Regions from separate parts of the Mus musculus genome. Here region 1 is linked to region 2. The links are chromatin loops, found by intact Hi-C in ENCODE. Cell type or tissue: gastrocnemius. All regions are shown on one strand.

Region 1 (5,000 bases), 59 kb after region 2:
CTCTGCCTGCTTCCTTATACAACCCAGGACCTCCTGCCCAGTAATGGCATAGTCCACCATGAGGAGGGTCATTCCACACCAATCATGAATCAAGACAGCACCCCACAGGCTTGCCTACAGGTCAATCTTCCGGAGGTGTTTTCTCAGTTAAGATTCCTGCTTGCCAGACACGTTTGTGTGGAGTTAACAAAAGCCAACCAGCCAGGACGAGAGTCTTCCTATACACAGGGCATGGAGCTCTGTAGAGAGTAAATCTAACTCGGGCCTTTTCTTCCCTTGATGGTGACTTTATAAATTGAGATTCCTGCAGCCCTAAAGCATTTTAGGAGACGATCAATAATGCAAAGCTAAAGTCTGCCACAAAGATTTCATCCAGCTCTTCAATACCCAAACAACTCTGGGACCAGAGAGATGCCTGAGGCACATTAAGCTCAGGTTTCTGACTCTTTTCCCAGTGGTCTGTGGATCCCAGTGCCTTACCTGTCCCACAGCCCCATTTGAACAATATGGAATATTGTATGAGAAGCATAACAAGAGTTTGCACAGCAAACCTGGGGTGAAGACTGACTTTCAGCCAGTTGCCCCTGTCTGACATACTAATACTTCTGTATGAATGGCTTGCTAAGCATCTGCAAGGCTCTAGAGTTTGGACCTGTTTCCTAAGAGAAGAAAGGAGAAGTCAAAATACCTTCCCTCCCTATTACGAGGCCACTGTAACTAGGCCTCCAGTATGAGAGGGAGTTTCTGAAGCAATGCCTTCTGGGACAATGGCTGGACCACTGTCAGCTGCCATCCCTTCTGCAATGCTTGCTTCCTGAGAAATAGCAGCTATTCAGCCAAAGCTGGAATGTATTCCAAAGCCTTTGAAGTAATAAAAGGGATTTGGAAGCTCTTCCCCATTTCTGCCCCCTTCAGGGGTTCTGCGTATTTTTATTTAAGCTTCACATTCTGTGAGAGGAGGGGTTTGGTGAAAATTGAAGAGCAGCCCTGCCAAACAGAAATTCCATCACATGGGCATTTCTGTCCTTTTGAGGAGGTACAAGAGTGACTGAGACAGTAAAAGACAGGGTGCTGGGCATAGATCAGAACACTCGTGGAGTGTTGATTGGGGGTGGGGGGGTCCTGGGAATGTCGGGCTGGGTACAGGTCTCTGAAATGTGTAGTCAAGTTCCTAGGTCACATGTCTGAAATTCAAGACACACTAGGTAGCTAATTATTAAGAAATAGGCCTCCAGATCAAGCAGGCTACACTAACCAGGAGTTGTGAGGCCTATGCCCCTTTCCAGCTCTGCAGTCATTCATTCTGTAAGTGACAAGGCATCCATCAGGAGATATGCCCTGCCTTTATCATGCTCACAGGGTAAAGAATGGGCATTTGGAGAGGGAGGCAGGGAGGAAACAAACTACTCATGACATCAATTATGTCACCTGTCATCTCTGTGTCACTGTAACTAAATGCCCAAGACAGGCTACTTTGTGAAGAGAGAAGGTTGATTTAGCTTGGTTTGGAGGATCAAGGGAATGGTAAGTGCTGGGTAGAACTCAGACCAGATGGTGATAATAAGTCTGAACATAGACAAAATTGGTAGAGCCAAACAGACTTTCATAACAATTGCCATGAGAGAACCCCTGAGATATCCCTTGGAGGCACCTCCCTAAGAGCCCACTATATGCCCATGAGGTACTACCTCCTCATTGGTACTACCCTAAAGACTAAGTTCTCAATTATAATGAGTCCTCCACAGACAACCACACCCTAGCCACAGTCTGTATTTGTGGTAGGTAATGTTTGAGCTGAACAGCAAGGCTACCACTGGGTAAGACATTTCTTTGGGGTAAGTTCCAGGAATAGTTGATCCCTTTGCAGAGGTGACCTGAGCAGGTTCCTCCCAGACACTGTATTAAACACTGGGTAGGAACACAGCCACCTCTACTCTTTTCTGTCCCTCCACTGTTAATTGGACCATGGAAAGAAGCCCTATGATAGTCAGTGTACTGGCTCATCATAACACTGTCTTCTCCTTTGTCCGAGAATCTTAGCTGTTTCAATTCTCCTCTTCCTCCTCCTTCTCCTCTTCCTTCTCCTCACCCTCCTCCTCTCCCACCTCCTCTTTCTCCTTTTCCTCCTCCTCCTCTTCTTTAAAAATTGTTTTTAAAATTAGTTTATTTTTATTTTATGTGCATGGGTATTTTGCCTGCATGTGTGAGGGTGTCAGATCCTCTGTAACTAGAGTTACAGACAGTTGTGAGCTGCCATGTCGGTCCTGGGACTTGAACATGGGTCCTGGAAGAACAGCCAGTGCTTGACTACTGAGCCATCTCCCCAGCCCCTTCAATTCTCTTTTAAATATAGTCTGATTCTTCCAGGTAGAGAAAGTGGATATTGTGAAACAGTATTGGAAGTGCGTGGCAGGTGAATATTACGACACTGAGACAATTCTCTTAGCCTGTCCATGAGAACAGTGGTCATGTATATGTGTAGTGGGCATCATGAAAACTAGTTTACCATTAGCTTATGTTCTGTATATTTACTTTACAGTGTAATCTTTTTCCCTCTCCAAGGTATAGCAAAGTTATAGAAATCATTGTATTACCCTTCAAACACACTGCTTTGGAAGCCAGCATTTAGGACAGATTTTTTTTTCCCTAGGGCAATGAAATGCAGGCTGTGCGTGCGCGCGCGCACACACACACACACACACACACACACACACACAACAAATACACAACACACACACACACCCCTATATCTCCTCACCTCACAAAGGAAAGCCATGACAAACCAAAGTATCAGCGAGTTTTTATTGGGATTACTAAAGGGACTAGGGTGAGGGGTTGCTTACAAGAGCAGGGATGACTCAAAAGCAGCTGCATCCCGGAAAGCCGTCCCTGGCACTGGGGAGGACTCAGGCAAGATGCAGCCCTGGGGTTCTCAGCACAGCTTGCAGACAAGAGATTGTTGTCCAAGAGATCACCTACGCCTATAAAGCTCAGGAAGGGCCTTCAAGAACCTTCAGGTTCCATCTCTGTCAGACTATGACCTTTCATTTACCCCACAGTCTCATGAGTCTCCTCTTGCAATCCTGTGGAAGCTGCCATGCGGCAGGTGTATATAGGATTCATTTGTTTTGGCCTGGTTCTGAGGATCTGTAGCCCCTCCCCACCTCCACCCCACCCCCACTCTCTTTTAAAACAGGCGCTAAGACAGGTATGAATGACTCTTGTGGTTTGCTGAGCTGTGTGCTGTGCTTTGATGTTTTAATATGTGATCTCACCTCATACAACATGCAGTAACATAAACTTCTGGCCTCGCTGTGTCTTCTGGTGTGGAAGCCACATTCAGGAGTACTTAGTGTTGATACCAAAGCTCAAGCTTAGTTCTGTCTCTTTCTGAATAGTTTCAACCACTGTCCCATGTTCACTGGAGGTTATATCCCTTCCTGGGATTTCTCAGGAAAGGAAAACTTCTTAGGACTACAGTTTATAGGAGCATATGCTCTGAACCCTTAATTTTGTCAGAAGCTACTCCGGCCCCCAATTGCCCTTTAGAGCAGAACAACACTGTTACATCAGTTATAAGTTTTAGTCTGACTTCTTGAATGTCACAGAGAAATGATTTTGTTCTACTTTCACTGTTTTAAACATGTACAGTAATTTTATTTTATAATTGGATTCCTCAATGCAATACTTTTTTTAAAAAAAAATCAAAGAACCTGAAATGGCTTTGATGACTCATTGATGGCCTGTGTATCTTCTGGGTAGAGTGGTTTCCCAACGTTTGCTTGTTTTATGCTCTTTTGTTTTGTGTCACGGTGACAAAACCGACTTAGCCGTGGCAACTCTGAGAAATGGATTAGACTTGCAGAAATCCTCGCTCCATTCTGTCATCAGTGTTCATTTCACAAGTGGTCAGCTGACTACAGTGTCCTCACAGAGCGGTCAGAGGCAGCCAGGGGCAGTGCTAGTGAGGGACGCTGAGCATATTGGAAAGGATGAAGATTGACGCAGAGCCACCAGTGGAAAGGGTGTCGTGTTTCCTCCAAAGTCTGGGGTGTCAGCTGTGCCCTTCCATCATCCTGGGATACTGTTGAACTTGCTCAGGACATGCCCTCATGGTGTGATGGTCCATACTCAGTGAGAGAAAGCAATAGCAAGCAATGGAATGGAGAAAAAGTTACACAATTGGTTCTTATCTTAATACCTTCCCCACCTTCAGAGCTCCCAGCAAGTGAACCCTCATTTTCTCTTTCTACTTGAAATCTGTAGCTATTACTATCATAATCAATGCTAATGATTTTTTTGAGGGGAATGTAGAAACAGTCAGAAAAGCAAGTACAATAATTTAATGGCAATCCTATGGGATTTAAAAATCAGTGTCTTTTTTAAAATTATGAGAGTAACTGTGTAATCTATAAGAGTAAAGATATGAATTGGTACAGTCCCACAGCCCACACAGGAACCCCCTATTAGCATTTGGTATATCCTTTTGCTCTTTTTGAATAGGCATATAGATTCAAAACCAAAAGCATGTGTCTTTGTTGGCATCTGTTTCCTCTGGCCCCCATATGAACATACCACATTTTGGGAGGACACTACGCAGGCTCCCTTGGGTTGCGGCTAGTTATTTCACTGTAAACAGATTGGCTGAGTTTTGAGACGTTTTATATTTAACATGTTACTAAAGCATATTTCAACAATATAATCTGATTAAAAGAATTATCTATTTTAATTCTATGTGTATGGGTATTTCACCTGCACGTATCTGTCACAAGCGTGCAGTGACTGAGGAAGCCAGAAGGGGATGTCAGATCCCCCGGGACTGAAGTTATAGACAGTTGTTAGTTGCCCTCTAGATGCTAGAAGAGCCGTCAGTGCTTTTAACTGCTGGACCATCTCCCCAGACCATTGGCAATACGTTTCTTTTAAGAACTGTTTTTATTTTTTATTCTTGTAATTGTATGTATGAATGCCATTTGTATGTGCTTGCCCACAAAGGCCAG
Region 2 (5,000 bases):
TGAGGAGAAGCAGGGTTTCCATAAGGCCTTTGAGATGGGCTATAATGGAAAAGACCATTCTTAGGACAGCACTGTGTCAAAGGAGAGGCTAACTACTGGCTTCCAGAAAAATCTTCATGTTATTAAATGAATGCAGGTGGGTAGGATTACCCTCACAAGTTGAACACATGGCACTCTTGTGGTTTGTGCTTGCTTACAGGGAGAGGGAGGGACTGTAGTTCGATAAGCAGGAATTTTGAAGTTGCACAGATCTGGTCTTGAATTCACTATGAGCTTGATGACTTAAGAGAAAGCTATTTAATCCCACTGACCTTTGTCTTCGAAAGGTCCAAAAATAGCACCCAGCTTGCAGTGTGGTGTGGATGTGAGAGGATCTGTTCAGAGCATCTGCCAGGTTGCAGACTCACGGTAGACATAGGATAAGTGAAGCTCTCATAGATTTTCTGTCATTCCTCCACTCAGTTGACATGTGAGGACTCTGATCTAGGTGCTGTTAGGTAATGGGGAAGGAAGGTTGAAAGGAGCAAGAGAAGCCTACGATTTAGTGGAGACTGCAAATAAACAGGTTGTTCAGAGAAAGAAGACATTCCGTTATAAAGCAAGAAGCTAGTGACACATGAACAGTGAACAGTCAGACGTGTCCCCTAAGCCACACTGTGGAGTCAGGGAACTTCCAGAGAAAAGACATCTTTACATGGAAGATTGTTTTTACAGACAAGTTCAATAGGTGAGGCATATTGACATCCAAGTACATAGCAAAACATACACAAACACTTGAAAGAGAAGCCATGGATCTCTACTGGAAGTGACAAAAGCCCAAGGGACCTGTATTGTTTAGTTACATCATTGCTGTGATCAAATCTGTGAGCAAACAAAGAAGGAGAGATTTCTTATGGTTTATTGGTTGAACAGGTATAGTCTATACTTGCTTGGTCCTGGCACTTGGGCAGAGTGTGGTGGCAGGAACGTGCAGCAGAGGAGGTTAACTCATTGCATGGCAGACAGGCAGAGACCATTGTTTGTATTGGACTTTCTTTTTTTTAAAAAAACAAAAACCTGTTTATGTCACCAGTCTTTTTCCAATCATATTCAGGATGGGTATTTAGTGAGTCCTCTAGGGAGTCATGCTTACAAGCATAGCCGGAAGTGTGTCTCATCAATTTCCCAGGTGATTCTGAGTCCAGCCATGCAGACAGTGAACATGAACCACTACAGAACTCATGCATAGCTTTAATAGGATGAATTGGTCTTCATAAGTATTTACAAGGCATGGAGAGACGATGAGCAGAAGTACGGGAATGTAGAACAACTTAGACTTTACACTGAGACAAGAATTTTAGAAAAGAACAACATGATCAGTTTCATTTTTAGAAAAGCCACTGGCCTCAGGTAGAGATGGGCTGGAAGTGGGGAATGGGCAGCATGTTGCAGTCATCACTAAGATGAATCACAGAGGCTTCAATTCAGGAAGAAGTCATGAGAAGTACAGAGTAGAGTGAAGTAGGCAGGCCTTCTGTGTGCTAAGAATTCCAGTTTCTGGAATCAATGGCATTTGGTGAGTAGAAAGGGAAAAGAAGTTCTAGATGACTTTCACATGTGGTCCTCAAGGTGGCCAGATAAGAAGGAGATTTGAGAAGGTGAAGTTTTGGGTACTCTGTTTGAGATGCTATATGACATTCACCATCATTAGGGCATTAAACAATATACATTAAGGCTCAGAGAGATGAGAGCAAAAAGATTGGTTTTCTTGTCCTCATAGATTAGTTAAAGCTGAGGGAGGAGATGAGAGAGATGATGGGGGTAGAAGGTGGAGCAGGCCTGGGGCACAGAACAGCCCCTGCACAGTGGCCAAGACCAGTGTGTGTGTGTGTGTGTCTGTGTCTGTGTGTGTCTGTGTGTGTGTCTGTGTGTATGTCTGTGTGTGTATCTGTGTGTCTCTGTGTCTCTCTCTGTGTGTCTCTGTGTGTGTCTATGCATCAGTCTCTGTCTGTCTCTGTGTGTGTGTGTGTCTGTATACATGTGACATAGTGTACATGTTGAAGTTAGAGGATAACTCTTAGAGTCATTCTTTCCTGTCACCTTATGAGATCTGCAGGCCGAAACCAGGTCCTCAGGCACCTCACCACTTTTGATGAGTGACTTTGATCAGCAAGTACATTCATTACTTCGCTTGTTGCTGCAATGAAAGCAACTTAGACAAGAAGGGATTTCTTTTCGTTCAGTCTGGTGGGAAGTCCATTGTGGTGAAGCAAGCATGGAGCAGGGAGGGCATGAGGCTGATGGCCACGCCGCACTAGCAATAAGGGAACAGGGTGTGTAAATGCCATGGGCAGCTCATACTGTCATTCCCATTCTGGGACCCAAGCTCATGGTATGGACCTGCCCACACTTAGAATTTCCATTCATGTGATTTAGAAGACTCCTCATGGACGTGCCAAGGTGTTTGTAGTAGAATCCAAGGTGATTCTAGATCCTGTCAAGTTGACAATTAATATAAACCATCACAGCAAGTTAGGAGAGCCAGAAATAGAGAGCTTTCCATATTCTTATTGGATAATAACACACAAACTGTAATGTAAGTCTTTTACGTGCCTTTCAGAAATGAGGAAAGGGACTTAGTAAGGACAAAGTATTCCGAGAAATTAAGACACCCTGAGAAGAAATGTTTCCCATAACTCAAGCCCAAAGAACACTAAAATTGATGTCAAAGAGCTGAGGGACACACAATGGGACCTTACCCTGGAGAATTTTGAAATTCTTCTCTTGGGACATAGAGTTGAAGACCCAGACATACTTCATGCATCTCTTACTTTCTTATAGTAGAAGAAGAGTTCTGTTGTGCTGATGAAGACATCTATTTTGATTAACACTTTCCTTCAGAGAAAATGCTTTAATTAAAACCACTATGGGTTAGCAGAAAACATGCAGCAATGACAATTAGCATTTAGGATGCTTGCCAGTGTGTCCAGCTCTCAGCCTTGCTAGGGTTTCCTACACAATAGCAGGGAGAACAGGTCCTCTGCATACACCAAGGAACCTTCTGCTGGTATCCTGTTTAAGCACACTTTTTGGAACATATGCTATAATTCCTACATCAAGAAAGGCAACCCAAAAATAATCTAAAATGCATGCAGGAACCACACTCTGTCTTAGAAAAATATACTCATTATTTTTAAATTGCATTGCTATTTGAGACTGTATTTAAAGCAGTTTCTGCAGAGGAAATTGGTTCAGACTTAATGATCTATATCTTATCGAAAGCAAAGAATAGAAATTGAATATCAGGTCCAACACACACTGTAACTTCTTAGCAAGCTAAAGTCAGGCTAGGAGAACCTTCACTACCTGAGGCCCAAATTCCCATCTCTGCCTCAGCTGCCAAGTCCAAGTCTATGGCATCTCAGCATAAAGAGCCTTAAAATCTTGCCAATTTGTACTGAGTGCTTTGATGGTGGGATTGGAGATTAATAAAGAGATTGGACATGGGCTAGTGCTGCATCCATTAGTTCCAATACAGGAAAAAAAATGTTACTTTCGGTTTTTGGTGTTTTTTTTAACGTGTGTGTGTGTGTGTGTGTGTGTGTGTGTGCGTGCTTTGAGTGAGAGTGCGTGCACAGGAGTGCAGATGCTTGAGGAGGCCAAAAGTGTTTGGAGAACCTGAAGCTAGAGCTATAGCCCATTGTAATCTGCTAGGCCTGGGTGCTGAGAACTGAACTCTGCCCCTGGAAGAGCAGTAATGTGCTTCTAACTGCTGAGTCATCTCTCCAGCCCCAGGTGCGATAACTGCTGAGTCATCTCTCCAGCCCCAGGTGCGATAACTGCTGAGTCATCTCTCCAGCCCCAGGTGGGAGCTTCCTCAATTTTAGGTGGCTCAGGATTCCTTAAATGGAGCTTATGCTTCTTAGCACTTTATAGAAAAATCAATGCTCTTCCTGTCATTTTATTTATTTATTTATTTATTTATTTATTTATTTATTTATTTATTTTTGTGGTTAGCAAGAGAAACTTTTATGTTATGTTTTTGAGGACAGTACTTGATTTCAGAAGACTGTGTTCTCATCCCTGAGGTTCACGTTCATCATAATTGATACTGTCGGGCTTTGGGAAGGGCTGTCAATACTCAGTTTAAGGTTTTTATTTTCTCAATATCAAAGAGTTGGAAAAACATGTCATCCTTAAGAAGTAATCCATGTGAGCTGGGGTTTTTTTTTTTTTCATAAATTTCAGTATTTTATCTGAGTAGGTATATTTTTAGTTGAAAATAGCATGTCTGGGAACAGTGTAATATTTTGAATTTGCCAACATTTCATGGACATGTTCTCAAATCTTCAAGTAATACAAACTATCGAACTCATATCTTATAAAACCGAAAACCTCATCTATTTCACTCTCTCTCTTTTAAGGGTCCATGAATTAATTTTCTTTTTAAAATGATTTTTGAGATTATAATATAATTACATCATTTCGTCCTTCCCTTTCTTCCCTCCAAACTCTCCAATGTACCCTTTCTTGCCCTCTTTTAAATTCATAGCCTCATTTCATTAATTATTGCTACATGCATATATGCAATTTTGTGTGTATGTGTGTGTATGTGCTGCTAAAAACATAAATAAAACCTGTATATACATGTTCTTAGGGGTTAACATTTGGTATTGGGTAACAACTTAGTGTCTTCTTCTTAAAGACCGCATTTCTCCTGCTCTCAGTATTTCTTTGTTGTCTGTAGTTCTTTGTGTGGATTGAGGCCTCGTGGGCTTTCCTCTGTCCACCTTAGCATGTCTGTTGGTGTTGGCCTTGTTTAAATCATCTGGTGTAGCCATGTTAGTGAGACTTCACAAAAGTATGTTCTGATAGTCCTAGTAGACAAAATCTTGGTACATTTTCTGTTCCTCTGGCTTTTAACAAATCTCTCTGCCCTCCCCTCCCCTCCCCTCCCCTCCCCTCCCTTCTACAATGATCCCAGAGCTTTAGGTGTGGGAGTTGTTTTGTAAATGTATCCT

What was found. Peaks named below come from ENCODE experiments on the same cell type or tissue, not always from the same donor. Only the 100,000 strongest peaks of a DNase experiment are listed, where the experiment ranks them.
Region 1: a loop joins it to region 2, with 4 times the contacts of the local background. A loop is called at or near these places in 1 of 42 quality-filtered maps.

Annotation. Positions count from the first base shown.
Region 1 is chr2:20,639,081-20,644,080 of GRCm38, forward strand. The region is part of intron 3 of Etl4 (enhancer trap locus 4); the gene reads left to right. Among named protein-coding and RNA genes, the nearest start is that of Gm17171, 310 kb to the left of the region's middle. RefSeq lists a cis regulatory region at 2,979-5,000. In gastrocnemius, a CTCF peak has its summit at 3,941; no DNase peak of the experiment used is centred here; H3K4me3 peaks cover 431 bases; H3K27ac peaks cover 3,211 bases.
Region 2 is chr2:20,580,203-20,585,202 of GRCm38, forward strand. The region is part of intron 3 of Etl4 (enhancer trap locus 4); the gene reads left to right. Among named protein-coding and RNA genes, the nearest start is that of Gm17171, 250 kb to the left of the region's middle. In gastrocnemius, no CTCF peak of the experiment used is centred here; no DNase peak of the experiment used is centred here; H3K4me3 peaks cover 759 bases; H3K27ac peaks cover 1,738 bases.